Linked DNA regions of Homo sapiens: region 2 is linked to region 1. Evidence: chromatin contacts called from ENCODE Hi-C data. All regions are on one chromosome and are shown on one strand. The core of a region is the stretch at or near the end of the contact, and the rest is flanking DNA. Distances in the headings are between cores, read along the strand shown. Region 1 has its middle 230 kb from the start of MIR4319. Region 2 overlaps SETBP1 (SET binding protein 1).

Region 1 (2,842 bases), core at 108-2,607:
AATTAAATCCAGAAGAAGTGGGAATCAAGAAAATTGGTGCACAAAGAAACTAGGTATTGTGATGATAAAAATACATAGGTGTTTACTGTAAATAATTGAGAAAATATGCTTCTCTTTATCTTTAAAACATGTTGGAATTACAATTCCAGACAACAGTAGCAAGAAAATTAGAGTGAGGAGATCTAAGGGATATGAGGTATACTAAGGTCTTCCTTGGTGCATTTTGTTAAAAAAATTAGTAACAGCACAGATATGTTAAAAATTTGAGGGCAACCACTAAAACAATAGAAATAAAATGCCTAACTTACAAAGCTGTGTAAGAGAGAAAAGAGCAAAGAGAGGAAATTATACTGTATCAATTCAAAAGAGACTGTTAATGAGGGAAATAGAGAAGTAAAGCAAAAGTATATAGAGAACACAAAATAACATGGTAGAAATAAATCCAAATGTACATGGGGGAAGCAAGCTACAGAATAAGACTTTGTATATAGCATCGATGCCTATTATGCAAAATTTTAAAATCCTTAATAATTATAATAGGAACACATCATAAATGTGACCAACTAGATGCAATGTTTTAAATAGACTGAAAGAATCAAACTCATCAAACTCATGATAGTGGTTGAGTATTGGGTGAGGGGTCCAGGTAAACTTTATCTATGTGTTCATGATTTGTGTATTAAAAAAGAGACAATATAGCAAAATATTCATGATTATTAATTAGGGGTGAAAGAAGCCCAGGTATTATTAAACTTTTCCTTGCATACCTTATGTTTTTCTATTTTTAACAAAATATATTTGGACAGGATTATCATTCTATGTCTAATAATTCATTAACTCCAAAGCACCCAGGTAGCTATAGGCAGAACCAGGGCTAAGACCAATGCTTCCTAATTTCACATCCATGTTTTTTCTCTTATTATACCAATATTCTAGATATTCTGGTTATAATCAGTATAACTTATATTCAGGATAACTTGGTCTGTATGTTATCTACTCCCTAGGGGCCTTTAGAAATGACTTTTGAAAGTTCCTACGAGCTTTAGATTTTCATTTTTCCTTCTACTCTCAATGCCTAGATTGGCACCAATTTACCCTGGAGAGGTTCTTGTGAGCCTTAATTGAGAACCACAAAAGATAGCAAGATCTTTAAGTGAGTAGCTCTGAATAATTTCCCCAAACAGATCACTGCGGAATTTCATTTTCAACATGAATGGTCACACTTCAAGCAATGAATGAGACGCATTGTTCAGGGGGAAATGACGCACTCAATTCTGTAGTGCTGCTCAAGAGTCCTGGTTTGACTTAGGAGTGCGTCAGCATTTTCATTATAAACCCATCAGTGGGATGTAAGTTCCCAGAGGCTGCCTCTGAAATCAATTTGCTGAGTCACTGCTGAGAAGGGTTGGTGGGATAGAACCCACAAGACTGTCACAAACACAAATTCAACTTCTTCCAGGATGTCTTCTCTGACTATACTGCTCTTCACCTTCACCTGTTTTTGACCCCGAATATCTTCCTTGTTTATAGAGCTGGATAGCTTGAATATTATTGACTGATACTGATAGGCTCTCACTTCTCTTACTGGGTCACACTTTTTCCTCATCAGTTGGACAAAATCTGAACATAGAAGGTCTTTTATGTATCATGCAGCTCTCTATAGAGCCAAGTTAATGTTGCATACCACAGGTTTTTGAGATAGAACAGGTGAATGAGAAAGGTAACCAGTAATCTAAAATATAATTATGTATTTAGATACAAAGAAAATTCTCTCTTCATGGTCCTAGACTAACTCCCAGCTTAAGAGACTTAGTTGGAATGCACAATAGGCTGTTTTTTTCTGGAGTGTGGACATGATGGAAGATAAATGTGTGTGGCACATCCAAATCTATGTCTAATGTCTTTTGACACTGAAGAGCCGCTACCTTTTTCCTCCGGATTTCTGAAGCCAGCACATCCTTCGTAGTGATCCCAACATTAGTCCAAGTCTACCTTAGAGATGTCTTCCCCATTGGCTAATTCGTTTTCTGTGCTGCTAAACTCCTTTTGTAGTTACAGTATGCTGCATGCAGCTTAGCTCTTGTTTATATGTTGTCTTGGTCTGTGAGTTATTTCAAGGATATTAGTTCTATTCGCCAAGTAAATGGAAAAGCCCTTTGAGAACAGCCCCTAGCTCCAGGTATGAAACACAGTTTGAGAAGTTTGCTGACAACCTGCAAGGCACTAGAGAATTAACTCTGTATTGATTGATTGCTGTTGAGGGAAGACACAAAATTCACTCTTCTGGCTTGGGCTTCCTTCAAAGTCACAGTTGGTGGGTTGAGTTGGGGCACAGAGCACCTTCAGATGGTCTATAATCATGCTTCCCCACTCTCCTACAAAGGCAGCTGTCTGTTTTAAGAAATATTCCTCAATATCACCTTGAGGTTGGCAAGCTCAAAGCAGATTTTGACTTAGAGAAAGAACCTCAGCAACAGCTGTAAACCTTACCTTACTGCATAATTTCTTTGGCCACTTCAGAGAATCACAGCTTCGCAGAGGGAAAGTCCTTTAGCTGAGCAGCTTCAAAATTCTTCAGCTGTGATCCACAATAAGAAACACCTTTTACATTGTGACCTAGTACATACATGCGATTGAATGAGAGAGAAAGAGAATGAGAATGAAAAAAAGTCTCAGCAAACTCGTAACTAATGTGGTGCACTTGATATTGTTAAATCAACTTTAGCATAAAACTGCCCCCTTACCTCTTTGAACTTCAGTGTAAATATTTCTGTGTACATACTGAATTATAACCTAAGTGGAAGTGTAAACAAACTGTAAACTATCTTTGTGCCAATCATTG
Region 2 (2,842 bases), core at 243-2,742, 290 kb after region 1:
ACATGGAGGGACCAGAGGCTGATTTCCCTGTGGGGAGGCACTAGAGGAGAGCTAAAAGTAGAAACAACCCTACCCACTATTAACAACATAAAATGAAATCAGGAGTTCTTATGTACGCTTACAAAACAAAGTAAAATAGATAAAACCCCCTCTAGGTTTTTAGTATGACAGGGCAAGAAATTTAGTTTCCTCTGGGGGAAGAAAAGGGTTGCTCATGAAGATGTTAAGGCCTTCCAATAATGGAGACCCAGGATGCTGACCATGGGCAGGACACTGGCCCGTATCACTGACATCAGGACATTGCTCATATCTTTGCCTGATCTTTGATAAACATGGAGCAGTTTCAATTCAGTTCAACTCACAGAAGGGGAAATAGGTTGTACAGACAACAGCTTCTTTCATCTTCCTGACTCCATCAAAGACATAAAGGTTTGGAAAATCAGGTCAATCCAGATTTGGTTTCAATGGAGCTCTGAGGTAAGGAAAAATGCTAAAAAACACCTTTCTTTACCTGGTCATCCCTCCGCTCACCCCTTCGCCATCTCTTGAATGAGTCAGTCATTGCTGTTTGTCCCTGAATGGTGACCTATTATTATAGAACAGCAGCAATGTGTATGATGGTTACATCATGAAGGCCATAGGAGGGAGTCGGCATGTTTTTAGTGAGAACCTCCTGCTCCAGTTAACAACAATCTCAGAGAGGAAGAGGCATGTCTCGGCATTGTCAATGATGCCAGTAACCCAGACGGCGGGCAGTTCTCAGCCTTCAGAAACACCCATCCGATAGTTATGGACTCAGGTGCTGACTTCTTGAAAGAATGCAATAGGAATTCATAGACAAGAAACCATAGTGTAATCTACGGAATCTTGGAAGGTGCTTCCTTGAAGAAATGAAATTAGGCCACTGCTCTTAAGAGTCTTAATTCCTGAGGGTTGTAAGCTAATTCTGTGATTCTCCAAGTATAGCCAAATTGAGAAAATGCTATTTGAGCTACAGAGACAAGAAACAGAAGAGGGTTGACATGGTATAGCATGGTACGTCTCGGATCAATCCTGGACATACTCCCCTTTAAATATTTATAATTTTGACAAAATACATAACCTGTCTGTGCCTTGGTTTTGTCATCTGTAGAATCAGGATAATAATAACTGTGCTGACTTCATATGAAGGTAATGCATAGCATAAGGTCTTACTTTCAGTGAACGTGAGCTAAGATAACTGTGACAGTAGCATCGGTTACTATAAATAGTTGGGACAGGAGAAGAGAAAAAGCTGTGGTTTGATTGCTTTCTGCTTTAGACTACTCTGAGCCTAGCAGCAGAATTGGTACGATACTCCCTCCTAAGTTCAGAGGACAGACTGAATGAGAAAACCTCAGAGCCTTGGACCTTGGCCAAGATACTCTTCCTTGTAATCTTCATCACTCTGAGTTATATTTGCAGTCAGCCAGGAGAACAAATGACAGCCGAGCAGACACCTACAAACTGGATTACTGGATTCTGGTCCATTCAAATAATGGGGCTTTCCAGCTAGAGGTGGAGTAGCAAGCAGGAACACATTTTCTCCTCGGCCTTGCCCTCCAGATACCAGCCTCTGAAGACAAGCCACTTTCAGTCTAATTCTCTACACACTGCCAGCAGTTAAAGAAGTTCCCCATTTCTCCTTACTCATCCTTCCTTTCAATTGCTCCTTCCTTCTCACCTTTCTGAGAGTAACCACATCCCACCTTAAGGTAGGTGAGGCCATTTTCCTTTACACATCTAGAATTCTTCAATTCTAACACAGGTACCTGGCAGTAGAACCAATCTGGTCCTTGTGTAAGCTGGGAAAGGTCACAGTTTTCAGTGAGTCCAGAGGTGTGATGATGACAATGCTAGGTTAATAAATATGGCAAAAATATATTTTTCTGAAAATGAGGATTAAAATTGGTTGAATTTTATAAAATGAGATAAACAATATAAAATGTGGATTTGAAATTAGTATTTTAAACATTTAAAGCAGAGTTATATTTTGGGGGGCTTCACAAGTACTCTACAGGACATGAATTACCAATCTTTTTAAATACGTGAGAAAATTGAGGCTTAGCAAATCTAGGAGAGCATTAACAAATCTAGGAGAGCCTTTCTACAGATATTGACAAGTTGACCCTAAAATTCATATTGAAATGCCATGGACCTAGAATAGCCAAAACAATCTTGAAAAAGAACAAGGTTGGAGGACTCACACTTCCCAATTTTAAAATTTCTACAAAGCTATTGCAGTCAAGAGTGTGACACTGGCATAAGAAAAGACATATAAATCAATAGAACAGAACTGATTGTCCAGAAATAAACCCTGATACTTATTGCTCATTGACTTTTGACATGGGTGCTAATATAATATAATGGGGAATAAGTCTTTTCAATAAATAAATAGTGCTGGGAAAAGCTGATATACACATGCAAAAGAAGAAAGTGGAGAAGAAGAAGGAGAAGGAGAAAGAAGAAAAGGAGGAGGGGCCAGGTGTGGTGGCTCACACCTGTAATCCCAGCACTTTGGGAGGCCGAGGTGGCGACGTGAGGAGTTCAAGACCAGCCTGGCCAAGTTGGTGAAACCCTGTCTCCACTAAAAATACAAAAATTAGATGAGCATGGTGGTGGGCGCCTGTAATCCCAGCTACTCAAGAGGCTGAGGCAGGAGAATCACTTGAACCCGGGAGGCGGAGGTTGCAGTAAGCTGAGATCACGCCACTGCACTCCAGCCCAGGTGTCAGAGCAAGACTCTGTCTCAAAAAAAAAATAAAAAATAAAAAAGAAGGAGGAGGAGGAAGAAGAAGAGCTGGAGCCCTGCTTTCTACAATAC

What was found. A loop is a pair of places that touch in the nucleus more often than their neighbours do. Pooled maps may share reads with other maps.
Region 2: a loop to region 1 is called in a map of CD14-positive monocyte, with 2.3 times the contacts of the local background. The contact joins two enhancer-like sites. A Hi-C loop is called at or near these places in 1 of 168 maps with a recorded cell type or tissue (CD14-positive monocyte), 1 of 37 single-sample maps with no recorded cell type and 6 of 50 pooled maps.

What each region holds. Positions count from the first base shown.
Region 1 is chr18:45,196,131-45,198,972 of GRCh38, reverse strand. It overlaps a transcript of SLC14A2 not described here. Among named protein-coding and RNA genes, the nearest start is that of MIR4319, 230 kb to the right of the region's middle. Within about 2 kb of position 1,357, at least 2 of the 41 ENCODE cell types and tissues checked have a DNase peak (open chromatin) inside an H3K27ac peak, as active enhancers do.
Region 2 is chr18:44,908,006-44,910,847 of GRCh38, reverse strand. All of the region lies in intron 3 of SETBP1 (SET binding protein 1), which reads right to left. Among named protein-coding and RNA genes, the nearest start is that of MIR4319, 61 kb to the left of the region's middle. Within about 2 kb of position 1,492, at least 2 of the 41 ENCODE cell types and tissues checked have a DNase peak (open chromatin) inside an H3K27ac peak, as active enhancers do.